2 separate regions of the Mus musculus genome follow, and region 1 is linked to region 2. The links are chromatin loops, found by intact Hi-C in ENCODE. Cell type or tissue: gastrocnemius. All regions are shown on one strand.

Region 1 (8,000 bases), 65 kb before region 2:
CCGGGAGGGGCGCAGAGTACGCGGCGGGCGGCGGCGGCCCGGAGGCCGGTGGGGCCCGGAGGCCGCGGCGCGGTCAGTCGAGCCGAGCCGAGCCGAGCCGAGCCGAGCCGCGCCGATCGCCATCGGCTCCGGCTCTCGTGGGCGGTCCCGGCCGGCGGCGCGGCCTGGCGGGCCGGGCGGCGCTGCAGCCCATGGAGCTCGAGAACATCGTAGCGAACACGGTGCTACTCAAGGCCCGGGAAGGTGAGGCCAGGCAGGCGGGCGGCCAGGCCTGGGCGCGGGGATCGCGGGCGCGCGACCTCCGAGCTCCATGAGGCGTCCGGGCCCCAGTTATCCTCGTGCCCTGGAGTCTGCACCCGGACTCTTAAGCGCAGACATGAGCCCTTCCGGCCCTCCGCTTCTGCCCCCGGAACCCGGGGCCCAGGAGGGGCGGGGGTCGCGCCATGGGCCTCAAGTCGGGTTTGGGGGTGATGAAGAAGAAAGGGAAGGAAGGGAAAAGGTGGAACATGAGCCCCAGAGGAATGCGTGTGAGGCCTCTTCTACGTGAGAGGCAGGAAGGTGCCCCACGTGCCCCAGGCCCAGATGCCCTGAACGGCACAAAGTTGGTAATCGGTAAAGATTAGAGAATGAATGAGCCGAGCCTTTGTATAGACAACCCAACCGACAGGGGGAAACTTCTGGACACACACATTACATGCAGAACCACCACTCACCTGGAGCTTCTGGGCACTAAAAACGGGTGCATGGGTAACGTTTTTGGCATTTAGCAAGCCTTTGACCTACTAGGGCAGATGCACCGGGGAAATAAATGAGAGACGAGCATAACGGGCTATAAGGACTGTAGGGCTAAAAGCCAGTCTGGTCGACTTAGTGTGTGCGCGCACATGGATATGGTGCGGAGTTGCTCTTCCTTGGTTTCACTCCAGATGTTATTTGGCTCTATGGGTCCTAGATGACTAGAGCCAGACAAACGACATAGAGTGACATAATCATTAGATACCTGTAGTGCCCTACTCTGTCCAGGGTGCTGGTGGGCAAACACCAACAAGATTTTTCTTTTTGGAACTCCAGGGAGGGACACAGTGACAGCTTTCCACTTTCTGCTGGGTTTCCATGATGAAGGAACCTTCAGCTTCGCTGTTCTATATCAGTTTACAGGTGTGAAACTGAAGCTCAGATCAGAGATTGTAATTGACCTAGGGTCAGGCAGATACCCAGTAGAGTCTATAGGTAGCTCAGACAAGTCCCCAGTGTGCCGCAGTCCCTGATGTCCTCTGCCTACTTGGTGCATGTCACACCCAGAGAGGTGTTACCTGGAAATGGGATGGGCAGGTTGGATCCCTAGTGCCCAAGGGAGGCAATCTTATCTCCTGTCCCTTATCAAGCTCAGGGGCTGGGCCTTCCTCTCAGCCTCTGGGGGCATCTGCTGATTCTGTTCTGCCTCGTCATGCAGCCAGCCAGGGAGGAGGGATAAGGAGAGCCAAGGCCAGGCTTCACTTCCTAGGGCTAGCCAATTTGGGGCTCAGCTCTGCTGAGGGTATTGCCTTGTTGGGCGAGATCCTGTGGGCACCTTTGCATAGGTGAGCCGGCATTACTGGATCTTGGCCCAGGATATCATGGCCAAAATGAGGACTAGTGCCTCCTCTAGAGGTCCTGTGTCCTGGACTTGCTGTGACAGCACTGTACACACCTGCATGGCCTTTAACCTGCTTTCTGTCCCTCAACATTATCGTTTCCTTATTTTACATGTAAATTTTAAGGAAAGCCTCATTGCCCCGAAATCTTCTATACCTAGGGACTGCTTGTGTGAGAATCAGTGCACAAAACAGCTAGCAGCTTGAGGCCAGCTTTCCAAGTGACCAGAGACCCTCACAGCAGTTGGGAAACCTGTGGTATATGCATACAGTTGGCTTTATTTTGTAGGTTCTGTTTTTGAGATGGTCTCACTATATGTATAGTTTTGGCTTACTTAGACCTTGCTATGTAGATCAGGCTGGCCTTGAACTCAGAGATCTACCTTTGCCTCCCAGGTGCTGGGATACAGCTCAGTTGGCTTTTAATAGACGCTAGTCTTGTAAGGAACTTGGATTTGAGAGCTGGGCTTGAATTCTCTTCTACTGTTACCCTCAGCCTCAGAATCCACTGCCCAGAGCCTAACTTGTATGTCATCTGGCACTAGGTGGGATGATCTTTGGGGTGCGTACCCTCACTTGGATTTCTTCCTTTCCCCAGTGCCAGAGGCCTACAGGAGGAGGGCAGAGTAGGGTGGAGAGGAGCCCCACAGATCGGCAGCTGGTTCTAGGACAGGATATTTGCATGTGACTTTTTGCTCTTGTCTTGATACAGCTGGGAGGATGGGGAGGAGGAAGTGGGGGGGGGGGTGAGGCAAGAAAATGTAGGGCTGGGTGGGGAACCTGGGGTGGAGGGAGAGTGGGAGGGAGCTCCCTCTGGGGAGGCTTGCCCATGGTTAAGGAGTTGGAGGTTTCTTGCTCACTTGCAGTGAGGCAATGGCTGTGGGGCACATGGGGTACAGGCTGTAGCTGGGCCACCAGAGAGGGTTTCTCAAGGGGACGCTGTAGCACTTCCTCTTTCCTCGTGGAGCCCAATTAGGGACCCAGCTGTGACCTCTTCCCAGAAGGCAGCTCCTCCCCCTCCATCACTTGCACTGGATCAGATAGAGGCAGTGCTGGGGAAACTGAGGCCTGGCTACGGAACTTGGTTGCCCTAGGTTGTCAGTAAATTGGAGCTAGGTCTTACTTCTCTATATAGTCCTAATGGGAGCTGGACACAGTTGCTCCCACTCATCCTACTGTGCAGTGATGACCGGAAGTGTACCCTGGAGATTCAGGTCCAGGAGGCTGCACGGCCCAGGTTCCTCCCGTCATTCTGATGTCCCCATGTGCTGTCCCAAAGACACTTGTGGGTCCCATTCTGACGTGCTCTGTTTGTCTGCAATGTGGGTTTTTTTGTTCACTTGGTTCTTTGAGACTGTGCCTAGTTTTCAAATTTCTAGTCTAGTTTGCCTGTCTCTCACTACTTCCGCAGGTGGGGGTGGGAACTCCTGAAGCACACATTTAGCCTACCTGTCAGACTCTGAAGGCATCCCAGCCAGCTCAGCCAAATAAAATAAGGAAGGCATCAGTGGGGTGGGGGTGGGGGGATGATGGAGCATCCTCCTGCCACCCCCTTGCTGAGGGCAGGGGATAGTTCTGGTGCGGTGATTGGTGTTACAGGGGTGAGGGGTTGTTCAGATTGCCTCTGGCATCTCACATGTGTCCCATATGACACAGGATCTCTGGCTGGCGTGCCTTGGCTTGTTATGTGATACCCTCCACTGTGGTACCTTTGTCTACTTTCTTGATTGATTGTTTAAAGACCATGGTCTCACTATGTAGCCTTGGCTGTTCTAGAACTGACTTGTAGACCAGGCTGGCCCCAAACTCAGAGATCCACCTGTGTTTTGAATGGCAAGTGCTACCATGCCCAGCTTCTTGTCTTGTCTACTTCTTTTTGTTTTTCTTCTTTTTTTTTTTTTTTCCAAAACATAATTCCTCTGTGTAGCCCTGGCTGTCCTGGAAGTTGCTCTGCCAACCAGGCTGACCTTGAACTCAGATTTACCTGTGTCTGCCTCCCACGTGCTGGGATTAAAGGTGTGCCCCACCACTGCCCAGCTCCTATTCTCCTAACCTGTAGACTTCCCACTGTGTTAGGAGTGAATGAGGCGGAACTTCTTGATGAGATGTCCTCATTGGTCATTTTGGTTCTCATCCAGGGAACTCTTACCATGGGTGCCCACAAGGGCCATGTGTGTCCTGGAACTTGTTAAGGGCATGCTGGAATGTTTGGAAGAAGCCTCAAGGTTCCTCCCGCAGCAGGTTTGGCCTTACTTAACAGGGCCCTGAAGGCCTCTCTGTACAACATGTTTAGGGGAAGGTTCCGAGGCAGGCGGCTCAGGACTCAATGGGACCCAGTTCCTGATTGCTCTTGCAGGTGGTGGCGGGAATCGCAAAGGCAAGAGCAAGAAATGGCGCCAGATGCTGCAGTTCCCCCATATCAGCCAGTGTGAGGAGCTTCGACTCAGCCTTGGTGAGGCCTGGCTCCCAGAGCAGACTGGGGGGAGGGGAGCTGGGGGGGGTAGCCATGAGGAGTCATCCCCAGACATATCCTTGGCCATGGGGGCCTGGGGGGGGGAATGTCCAGGAAGACCGAGACGCCATAGTCCAGTTTCAGTTCCTGGGCCTGAAATGGCAGAGGGCAGAGAACGGAGACTGGTGTCAGCAGAGTGGGCATGGGCGAAGGCAGAGGGCCAGGATGGAGGGAGGTGAGAGAAACTTAGGAGGGAAGTCAGGTTTGGAACACCAGTCCTGCGCTCATGAGCTTTGCACCTGAGGGTACCCATCAAAGCTAGGGCAGTATGGTGGTTACTTCTAGAAGGGCTCATCCCAGTTCCAGCATCGTGGATGAGGGTCTGAACTGTATGTACCTCAGGTGGCCCCGTCCTCTGCTGATGGCTTGCATGCGCTTGGGACGGAGGCCCAGCTGAGAGCAGCGGAAGCCACAGCTTCCTCTCGCACTTTCGCCAGGCAGGCAACAGGTGTAGACTTGGGCTGGGCTGGGCGGCAACCACACAGACCACACCCAACTCCAGAACTGTGACAAGCAAGTCCAGGAAACAACAGGGAAAGGAGACCTGGTGTCTAGAGCCCAGACTCCTGGCTGTGTGGCACTGAGTTGAATTAATCAACCCCTCTGGGCCCCATAGCCCCCAGGTTACATTGGACTTGCAGTGGCGCCCACCTGAAGATTGCAGGGAGGGTTCTGAAGAGATAATGACTGCCACTTTTTGGGGCTAGAAGTTATTGGATTCCAGATGTGGGGATATAGAACAGAGTGCCCTGCCAGTGAGTTCTAGGTCTGTGACCTCGCAGTTCCCCTCTTGGCCTGCAGAGCGTGACTACCACAGCCTATGTGAGCGCCAGCCCATTGGGCGCCTGTTATTTCGTGAGTTCTGTGCTACGAGACCTGAGCTGACCCGGTGTACTGCCTTCCTGGATGGGGTGGTGAGTATCCCACCCAGGGCCCAGCCCAGCACTGAGGGCAGGCAGAGGTCCTGGCCATTTTCCTCCCCCCCCCCCCCCGCCCCTACTCCGTCCCCACATCTGTCAGGTTCTTTGCCTCTCACCCTGCAGTCTGAATATGAGGTGACCCCTGATGAGAAGCGGAAAGCATGTGGGCGCCGACTAATGCAGAACTTTCTGAGCCACACGGTGAGTGAGCGGTGACAGGGAGATGACAGCAGCAGGCAGGGCCCAGTGACAACAGCACAGGAGTGACCACAGCCTGGGCACTGAGTGCCCGGGAGCTGTTCCAGGCAGCCCCAAGGGCATGGAGCCCAAGGGTTGGGCTGAGCTTGGGTCAGGCAGCCTGCCAGGGGCTGGCTCACCCTGCCTTAAGGGCCGGCAGAAAGGGAGTTGAACAAACTGGCAGCTAGTGTGCACTTGCTACCCATAGCCGCTCTCGGCACCCACAGACATCTGCCTGTGCTGCCCCGGGAGTAGGCAGTTGTCCAAGGGAGCCCTCTTGCATTAGGTGTCTGTGGCATGTCCCTAGGGTCCTGACCTCATCCCTGAAGTTCCACGGCAGCTGGTGAGTAACTGTGCCCAGCGGCTAGAGCAGGGACCCTGCAAAGACCTCTTCCAGGAGCTGACCCGGTAAGGCTCCATACCTCCTGGTCTGGAATTGTTCCAGGGAAGGGGGCTTCTGTGGGCTCTGAAGTCTGTGACAAGCTCAGCTCCTCTTCCTGTCCGCGTTGTTGGAGTTTAGCAGTTGCCTCCCATCCCTGCTTCAGTGTAGAGTGCATGCACCCTCCTGCTCAGGGCCTCAGTGAGAAGCTTGCCGAAGGAAAAGGATGTTGCTTTGTGTCTGACCGGCATGTAGTGGGAGGCCTGTGCCTTCAGGCTGAGAATTGGCCTTGTTAGAGGCTCGCCTACAGACTGATCCTCTCTCAACAGGCTGACCCACGAGTACCTGAGCACGGCCCCTTTTGCCGACTACCTCGACAGCATCTACTTCAACCGTTTTCTGCAGTGGAAGTGGCTGGAAAGGTGAACGCCTCCCAAGCTGGCCTGTGGTAGGTCAGATTGTGGGCTCTCATGGCAAGCCCTGCCTGTGTAAATGTTTGTTTTTTTACTCTCGCCTATAGGCAACCAGTGACCAAAAACACCTTCAGGCAGTACCGAGTCCTGGGCAAAGGTGGCTTTGGGGAGGTAAGTGGCCACCCAGGTCTTTGCAGAGTATAGTAGATTGGGTACTTGTAGGCCCGGGCCCTCCCACCTTCAGCAAGAGCATGGCTGGCCCCCATCCATCCCTGTCTGCCTGGTTACAGGTATGTGCCTGCCAGGTGCGGGCAACAGGCAAGATGTACGCATGCAAGAAACTGGAAAAGAAGCGGATAAAGAAGCGAAAGGGGGAGGCCATGGCTCTCAACGAGAAACAGATCTTGGAGAAAGTGAACAGTAGGTTTGTAGTAAGTACACAAGGAGCCCTCTCCCTTCCCCTGGGCCACACCACCTGCTACATTCCCCACCCACCAGGCTAAATTCCCTCCCTATTGCCAAAGGGACTGCCCTCTGCCCCCTCCCTTCCTGCCCTGGACAGTACCCAAGAAGGGTGGGGTAGGAGTGCTATTCCAGGCTCAGGAAGCCTGCTGGGTCCTAAGGAGTGGCACACAGAAGATGGTGGCTGCCATTAGCATTTAGGAGAGTGAGCATGCGTGCGAACAGGTTCCTGGCTGAGGGTGTGGGTCTCCCGAGCACAGGTGAGCTTAGCCTACGCCTATGAGACCAAGGATGCACTGTGCCTGGTGCTGACATTGATGAATGGAGGTGACCTAAAGTTCCACATCTACCACATGGGCCAGGCTGGCTTTCCTGAAGCACGTGCTGTCTTCTATGCTGCTGAGATCTGCTGTGGCCTGGAAGACCTGCACCGGGAACGCATTGTGTACAGGTAGGGCGGGGCTCGGGCGGCTGGCTGTTCCAGGTCTTGGTCCTTCCTGGACAGCGACAGCAGTTAGGTTTGAGAGTGGCAGCTCTGGCTGCCTGTCAGGCTGGGCAGTGGAAGTATTGTGTGCTGGAGGTTTCTCTAACCACAAGCCAACACCGGCTCCACACAAACCCCCTCGTGTTCGATAGATTTGAGCGCTTCAGACCTAGGTTTGGGAATCCAGCCTGCTGGCCAATGTGTGAATTCTGATTTTGACACGCCTCTCTGTGTGACCTTAAGCTAGTCCGCTCCCTGCTTCCAAAACAAGTTCTGTTTCTGGGAGACTCCACTTCCTGCCTTGCAGGCGGGCTCAGTAGTAGCGAGCCCTACTTATGATTATGGATGGAGCGTCTATTAGAGCCTCCCAGTGGCCCTCTGAGGGGATGGAAGGCTAGCCTCATGTGACAGAGAAGGTAGAGTTGGCCCCTGGGGGAAGGGAGCACAGGTGAACAAGTCCAAGGATGACTTCCAGGGACCCCTCTCCCCAGGTGCTCCCCCACTGGGTTGCAGTCCTCAGTTCTTACTACTCTAGAAAGTTCCTGAGGTCCTGGTTGCTGCCCGGGGAGAGCAGGGCTCGTTCACCTTGCTCCATGCCTGAACCCAGTAGGCACTTGAACTGCCAGGGGCAGGCTCTGTCTGGCTTCCTGGAAAACAGGCCTCTGACCCTGTGTTTCTCTCCCCATAGGGATCTAAAGCCAGAGAATATCCTTCTGGATGACCATGGTGGGTGAGAAGGCCCAAGTGGGAGATGGGGTGAGGTTGGAAGCTAGGCCTATCAGTGAACCCACCTGCTTCCATACCCCTACCCAGGCCACATTCGGATCTCGGACCTGGGACTGGCCGTGCATGTGCCTGAGGGCCAGACCATCAAAGGCCGTGTGGGCACTGTGGGCTACATGGGTAAGTCCTGTTGACCTAGTACGCCAGTCTCCTCAGCCCCCTTGCTGTCCCAGGCC
Region 2 (8,000 bases):
GGGTGCCAGGCATGGTATACGTGTGATGCTAACACTCAGGCAGGCTAGGCAGAAGGACTGGCAGCTCAAGGCAAGATGCCCCCTCATTCCGTGGCTGTTTGGGGTCTGTATGTCCCCTCTCACCTTTGTTTCACTCCAAAGAGCCCCTAATAATGGGGACGGGGAAGTGACACTGTAAAAGGGAAATGACCTAGTCACAGGCATGGTGAGTCAGCACATGGAGACCTGGGTTAGCCACTCCTTCCTATACAGGCTGCTTCCTGAGAGGTGTGGGGCAAGACCAAGGTGGGGGGTCCTGGGAGGAGGAGCCACTGGCTCCCTGAAAAGGGGTGGAGACATGAGGGACCACTTCTCTCGTGGGGTACTCAAAATGTGAGGGCTAAGCTGGTGGTCAGAGCACCACAGGGAAAGAGAGGCTAGTGAGATTAAGGAGGGGAAAAGCCAGGGGACTGGACAGTGTTATGGGTGTGGGTGAGTCAGCCTGGGAGCTCCACTGAGCAGCCCAACCCCCAAATCCCAGACATTACCTCATCTTCCAGGCCTGGGCCCACAGCCAGCCCTAGCCCCTCCTTCCTCCCTCCACTCTGGGGTCAGGGGAGGGATAGCGGGCTGGCCCAATTTAGAAAAGACCACCCCACCCATCAGGGCCTAACTCACTCCAGGGCAGGACTCAGCGGGTGGCCCCACCCACAGGTTAAAGCTGCTGACAAAGGAGGCCAGGGGCCAGCAGGGGCCAGCAGAGTGCCCCCAAAAGGCAACATCTGCAGGGCCTTCCTTACCAATGAAGAAAACTTAAGACCTACACTACACTGGCCAGCACTTTCCCAGAGGGGAGGAAGAAACCCGTAGGATGTACGCGTGGGGGAAGGGTCTAGATAGCCCTTAGTCATCCTGCTGGTTGGAGCAGATTCCAAAGCAATTCCAGAGAAGGATTCTGGGAAGAACACAGCATGCATGCCTGCCTGCCCTGTCCACCATGTCTGGCTCCCACAGAGAGAACCAGCCTTGATACCCTACTCAGGCTGGGCAGTGCCTGGAAATTCTCAGGCCCCTTTGGGCTGGGCTTGCCCTGGGCTTCCTGCCAGCAGCTGCCTGCCTACACAGTGGCTGGGTGGGCCTCTCTAGGCAGGCGGATATCAGGGAAGGAAGTCCCTGCCCCCTTTTTGACCCCCTAGGCCAGTCAGAGATACCAAGCTGGAAGGCTGGGCACAAAGTTTGCTTTGAGTCCTACTGACACCAATGACTGAGGGCCAGGTAAGGGGCCTAGACTTAGGCCAGCCCTCTTGGGCTCTGTTGACTAGCCACTGCTGGCCATCCCAACTGGGGCCCGCATTCTTGGGCTTATAAGGTAATCCCCCTGCCTCAGGGAGGAGTCAGTTCCCAGCTCCACCCTCCTCACCAGGGTGGACTGAGGAATGGGAACAGGAATTCTACAGGCCAGCCTCACTACACCTAGGCTTGGGGTCAAAGGCCACACAGCCTGACTAGAGCCAGCTGACTGGGACTCAGTCCTCACACAGGGCGGGAAGAGTTCCCCGTTGGCCTTGACCGTACAGAGAGTACAAGCCGTTTTTGTGCCTCAGTTCAAACCCTTGCTCTGCAGTGGACTTACTGAATGGGCTCCTCCAGCCCACCAAGCTCTGTCACTTGGGGAAACAGGATGACAACTGCTATTCCTTGAATAACTGGAATTAAAGTTACATCCTGCTGGGGACCTGGCTCCACAGGCTGCTCTCCTAGCTAAGTAAGATACTTCTTGGAGACATCAGCCTCCAATACCGAAGGAACAGGCTCCCCCTTGTCACTCACAGATGGCTTGGTGGGAGAGCATCAAATACCATGTCAAAGTAGGGAAGTTGGGAGTGCCTCTCTACTCTCCACCTAGTTGGGAGTCCTGGTAGTTAAGTGTCCATTTGGACCTGGATACTCCTGCCTTATTGGTCCTGGCTTGCTCCTGCTGTTTCCTCCCATGATCCTCTGGAAACCTGAGCACCCAAGAACCCTTGGGGAGTTTGTTCCCCCACCTAGGCTCACCCGAGAGATAGAGAGGGGCACATTGAAGTCCTTGCCCCCTTGCAGACGGAAGCCCCAAGGGGCTGGCCCTTCCAGCACCACCTTGAAGGAATCCATCGTGCCTGCTCCTGTGAGGAAGAAGAGAAAGTGTCTGCAATGCAAATTGGCAGGCAGGTCCAGATCTGGGCACTAGCGTTGGCCAGGCACCAAGAAGGCACGGGCGGACGCTCAACACACACAGGCACTGGGAGGCAGGTATCTCAGCTGGCTTGGCTGGGCTCCTGGCAGGCCGACCTCTCACAGACAACAGACAAGGTGGTTCCCCACCCTGCCCCCTGCCACCGGGAGGGCCTGGAGAGGCCTCTCCGAGCTCAGGTGCTTTTCTCTTCCAGGGGTTGGCTGTGGGGCTAATTGGCACTGCTTTGCCCAAGCTAACCTGGAATCTCAGGAGGGTGGCGGGGTGAGTCAGGGGCCAGCTCCCCCTCCTTCCCCGGGTCCCGGCAGGCAGGCCGCCGCCGGAGCCTGCTCGGACTATATAAGGCGTGTAAGCTGACACTGTAGAGAGCCCGAGGAGGGAGCACGTTAGGGGCTCGGGATATGAGGGGGAGGGGTGGAGAAGGAGGACGCTGGAGCGGGTCCTAGCCATTTTGGGACAGGTCGAGGCTGCTGGTGGTCAGGGCGGGACCCCTGGTCTCTGAAAGGGGAAAAGAAAAACGGGGTACTGGTCCTGTAGAGAGCGACGGGGGCCGTGTCCCTTACGCACGGCCAGAGAGGGGATCCTTTCTGGAAGCCAGAGAAAGTGGTGCCACCCACGCACGATGCTCCCTTGCCAACATGACTCTGTTTCCCTTCGTCTCCCGCCCCAGCCCCGCGCTTGGCCGCGTCCCCACCGCACACAGTGGCGCAGGCGCCAATCAGCCCCACTTCGCCGCAGGAAGGCGGGGGCGGAGGCTGCGGCCGAAGCCAGCCGAGGGAATCTGGCACTCTTCACGACCACCCACGCCCTCCCCAGCGCCTCAGCGGGCCATAGGACCCCGTAGGGTGCAGGCCAGGAACCCCCTCGCGGACGCCGGTACCTGAGTGCCCGCCTGGGCCGCTGCCTGGCAGCCTCCGGGAGCAGCGATGGGATCCGCCGCTGCGCTCTGACCCCGCCTCCGCGGACGCCGCGCCTTTTGAGCCCGCGGAAGGGGGCGGAGCCCTAGGCCACGCCCTCCCCAGGCCAAACGAGTGGACATCCCGGGGTCGGTGGGAGGCCCCACCCAGTCAAAAAACCCTGAGTCTCCAGGAGAGGGAAGGTGAGATCGGGCACTTACCCTCGCCAGTCGGGTCGCTGCCCAGCCTGTGCCCCGCTTCAGGCTCTCGCCCAAGCCCCTTGCGCCTCCCACTGGCGGAGTGGAGGAAAGCATCCGTTTGAAACCCCAGAGTTGATTGATCTCTCACCGTATTCTCTTGTAGAGGAAAATGGCATGGTAACACTTTTCTGTTAGGGATACTGTTAGAGGTCAATATTGTCAGCATCATCAGATTTCAGATTCTCTAGGAACTGGAGAAGCGAGATAGGGTAGTTTCAAGTTAGGCTTCCTGGTGTTCGGGATGTAGCTTAGTGGTGGAGCTCAGTAGCTAAGCTCTCTGGAGGCCCTTGTTTCAGTCCTCAACACCAAACCCAACCAAAGGCTTGCAGGATATAACAAACAAGTAAATACATACATAGTAAGAGCCAACGGGGGCGGGCTTAGCGCCACTTGTTGTCTGACGGTGTAAGTAGAGTCCACAGCCATGGGACTTCCACCCAGAGCCCCCAGAACCACTATTGGAATGGATTGTTTCCCATTTAACCCCAGTCCAGAGTACACAGTTCTTCCAATGCGGTTGGGATGGAAGGGGCTGCCACGGAGTGTTCTCAGAGCCCCTGCTTTAGCCTCGGTCTTAGCCAAGGGTGGGCAGAAGGAAAAGCTGAGCTCTCCTGAATGTTTGAGTCAGTAGAGAGGTGCACAGCCTCCCCTTGCCCAGCCCCCCCATCATCACACCCCCTCTTCCCCATCATTGTCCCAAGTACATAAATTCTTATGGGAGTTGTCATCCTTGAAGAAATCCTCTTCAGGTGGGTCTCTGAGTTCAAGGCCAGACTGACTGATCTATGTAGTGAGTTCCAGGACAGCCAAGGCTACACAGAGAAACCGTGTCTCGAAAAACTGAAGAAAAAAAAAAACCAAAAAAACAAAACCACCCTCTTTAGCTATCTGCTATGCTTCTGTCTCCATCACGTTTCCCTCTTTGTCCCTCGTCCCCTATACTATTGACTCTTTCTCCAGGTCTTCTATGACCTCAATTAAGTCAGCTGCAGCCTTCAGGTTTCATCCTGTTCTGACAGGAATGCTGGTCTACACCAGGTTGATCAGGGGTTTTTTCTTTTTCCATTCCTTCATTTCTATCTTCTTCTTCCCACCCCCACCCCCCCAGATACAGCGCCTTCTTCTGACCTCTCTAGGCATCTGGTGCACACATAGCGCACATATGCATGCAGGGAAAACGCCCATACGCATAAAATAAGGTCTCCTTGGGTAGACTGGCTTGAACTTGCATGGGTTCCCAGATCTTCCAGCTCTTCCCTCCGGAGGGCTGAGATCATACCAAGCCCAGCAGCTTCCTCATCTAAAATCCCAATCTTTCTAGCTTCAAGGCTTCCTTCCCTCTATAACACTTCATCGGCCTCCAGTCTTTGGCCATTTGGTCATGAAACTCACACCTTAAGAGCCCTTACTCTCCTTTGGCTTTCAATAACACTGAAAATGGTCAGCCCGAGCTCTTTCCTCAAGAACTGCAGACACCAATAATGTATACCTTGTCTACGTGTCTGCCAGGAAGGTTTCTCAAACAATCCAAGTTTGTGCTTTCTTCTCACTCCTTCCTGGTCTCAGCCAATGACATCATTCACCTGGTTGGTTCCGCAGAACCTATGAAATTATATGTCTCTTCTCATCTACATCATCTCCCGATGTTCTCACAGCTAACCCTTGCTGCTGTTTCACCCATACACATAAAATAAGGTCTCCTTGTGTAGACTGGCTTGAACAGCAGCAGCTAACTCTTGCTGCTGTTTCACCTCCATCGAATGCTTCAACACCTACGAGCCTCCTTGCTGACCGCCCCGCTATCACCCTTGCCTCCCCCCACCCCACCCCCCAGTCTTCTTGCCGTTGCGGATGTGATATTCTTAAAACAGAGATCACACTTCATCTTTTTAGCATTCCAGTGGGCTCACACTCGATTTAAAATAAAACTAAAATCCTTAAGACCTACCCAAGACTAAGAAACTGGGTCAAGTGTTGGGCCTGGCAGCACAGGGCCTGTGTAATTCCAGCTACTGGGGAAAAGGGGGGTTACATGTTCAAGGCCAGCCTAGGCCATTTAATGAGACCCTGCTTCAAAATAAGTAAAAGGAGAAAAAAGAAAGAAAAGAAAAGAAATACAATAAAAATAAGGGAAAGGAGGAGGTTATGCTTAGCTTCTTGGGGAAGATGTTAAGTCTGACTCTCTAAGACATGAAAAAGAAATAAAACTGGCAGAGCTCTTTCACACTCGCCCACTCCACTTAGCCCACTCTGGCCCTGGTTCTACACCCCCAAGTATATTCTCGCCTTAGGGCCCCTTTGCATTTCACAATTTCTTTATCTTCAAACACTTTTTTTTTCTTTTTTAAAAAACATTTACTTGTTTATTTTCTATATATGAGTACACTGTCACTCTCTTCAGACACACCAGAGGAGGGCATCAGATTCCATTACAGATGGTTGTGAGCCATCATGGGGTTGCTGGGAGTTGAACTCAGGACCTTCAGAAGAGCAGTCAGTGCTCTTCTTCTTCTTTTTCTTCTTCTTCTTCTTCTTCTTCTTCTTCTTCTTCTTCTTCTTCTTCTTCTTCTTCTTCTTTTCTTTTTCTTCTTTTTCTTTTTCTTTTCTTTCTTTTTTCTTTTCTTTTCTTTTCTTTCTTTCTTTCTTTTTTTTTTTTTTTTGAGACACGGTTTCTCTGTGTATCCCTGGCTGTCCTGAAACTCACTCTGTAGACCAGGCTGGCCTCAAACTCAGAAATCCACCTGCCCCTGCCTCCCGAGTGCTGGGATTACAGGCATGTGCCACCACACCCCGCTGCAGTCAGTGCTCTTAACCACTGAGCCATCTCTCCAGCCCAACTATTTTTTTTTCTGTAGGGATCTAAAAGCCTTATTTTTTTTTTCTCTGTTTGAATACTGCCTCCTCCTGGGGTCTTCTCCGAGCACCCCATCTGGAACAGCAGTCCCCACTGGAGAGATGGCACAGCAGTTAAGAGCACCAGCGGATCTTTCAAAGGACCCAGGTTTGATTCTCAGAACCCACATGGTGGCTCACAACCATTTGTAATTCTAATTCCAGGGGGTTTCAGACACCCTCTGCTGGCTTCCCTGTGTACCAGGCATGTACATGGTGCGTAGATTATACATGCAGACAGACAAATAGAATAAACAAAGACATTTTAAATATTTAAAACAGCAGTTCCATGATACCATACCTGTATCATACCCTAGTCCTTTAACCTACTTTGTTTTCCCCATAGCACTTTCCACCCTGTGATATACTGTGCCCCTATTGTGCCTGCCCTCAGAACCTGCACGGAGTTGATATGATCAGATGAAGGAAGGCTTGCAAAGGTGCAATGAAGGAAAGAGAATGGCACTTCGACGGCTCCTGGCCATCTGCCGGCCGACAGGAAAGGCTTCCAAGGACCTTTCTTGCTCCACAGAAAGGCATGGGCCTGGGTGCATCTTTTTGGATCTTCTCAAGAACACACAGCCTCCAGGTTTGGAACAGGCAGGGACTAGGAAGGATACAGCGCCCTCTGGTGGCCAGGATCCCTGCAGCTCCATGGCCAGGTCTCTTAGTTCTGAAGGTCTTCTAAACTAGTTGGAAGAAGATGGAAATCCCCATGCAACTGAGACTTTGACTGTTTTTTGTTTTGTTTGTTTGTTTTTTGCTTTTTTTTTTTGAGACAGAGTCTTTTTTTAAAATATGTATTTATTTATTATATGGAAGTACACTGTAGCTGTCTTCAGACACTCCAGAAGAGGGAGTCAGATCTCCTTACAGATGGTTGTGAGCCACCATGTGGTTGCTGGCATTTGAACTCAGGACCTCTGGAAGAGCAGTCAGTGTGCTTAACCTTGTACATTCTGGAAAACTCTCTACCACTGAGTCATATCCCCAGCCCTGAAACTGGGATTTTTAATGAAGAAGAGGTTAACAGACCAAAGCCTCCAGAGTTCTGGATTCCAGTTTTGGTTATGACCAGGACTCCGGTGTGTCCTTGTTTTTGGTGAAGTAGCAAGGGCTGTGACTACCCACTGAGGGAGAAGGCCTCCATGCCGCAGCTGCTCAGGTGAGGTTTCCTGGCCTTGTGGCTCTACGATTGCTTGATTGGTTGTGGGCGATGCTGTTTTGCCAGGACTGTTTGTGCTAACCTGACTCTCAGCATCTAACATCCTTCTAGACTTTTCTTTTTGTTCTCAAACACGCCTTGGGAGAGTAATGCACTGAGTCCCAACTTCTAACTTCTCGTCCCACATTAAAGTTGGAGATATTTTTCTTTCAGCAGTATTGGTGGGCAAGGGTTTCACATCTATTAGATAAGTGTTATCACCCTTTAGCTACAGCCCTAGACCCAGGATTGTCTTTTAGATATCCAGATGTCCAGTGTGCAGTGGGATTCTTAGATCTGTAGTGAGCATGAAGTATGTGTGTGTGTGTGCATGTACAAGTGTGCCTACATGCATACGTTTGTGTGTATGTGCACATGCATGCATGTGAGTGTGTATTGCATGTGTGTTCATGCATGTGTGAGTGTGTATATCTGTGTGTAAGTGTGTATGTGTGTGCATGTTCAAAGATTTATAGCGAACAGGGGAGAGTTGTATTATTCCTAGGTATTGCAGGCATTTGTGAGCCACTTCATGTGGG

What was found. A loop is a pair of places that touch in the nucleus more often than their neighbours do. Peaks named below come from ENCODE experiments on the same cell type or tissue, not always from the same donor. Only the 100,000 strongest peaks of a DNase experiment are listed, where the experiment ranks them.
Region 1: it touches region 2 in a loop (3-fold over the local background); 3 of 42 quality-filtered maps call a loop at or near these places.

The regions. Positions count from the first base shown.
Region 1 is chr13:55,445,318-55,453,317 of GRCm38, forward strand. Grk6 (G protein-coupled receptor kinase 6) reads left to right here and starts at 14. Exons shown (of 16, transcript NM_001112711.2): 1 at 14-243; 2 at 3,991-4,086; 3 at 4,948-5,060; 4 at 5,190-5,267; 5 at 5,611-5,711; 6 at 6,012-6,104; 7 at 6,203-6,266; 8 at 6,386-6,526; 9 at 6,818-7,008; 10 at 7,730-7,767; 11 at 7,855-7,944. The coding sequence starts at 192. It overlaps Mir6943 (microRNA 6943), which reads left to right and starts at 7,789; the gene lies at 7,789-7,854. In gastrocnemius, a CTCF peak has its summit at 4,939; DNase peaks (open chromatin) are centred at 5,418 and 6,657; H3K4me3 peaks cover 4,203 bases; H3K27ac peaks cover 6,799 bases.
Region 2 is chr13:55,510,278-55,518,277 of GRCm38, forward strand. It overlaps Pdlim7 (PDZ and LIM domain 7), which reads right to left and starts at 3,169. Exons shown (of 13, transcript NM_001114088.2): 1 at 3,090-3,169; 2 at 2,035-2,141. The coding sequence starts at 2,130. In gastrocnemius, CTCF peaks have their summits at 762 (motif pointing right) and 3,389; DNase peaks (open chromatin) are centred at 596, 1,081, 2,258, 2,538 and 2 more places; H3K4me3 peaks cover 3,797 bases; H3K27ac peaks cover 3,879 bases.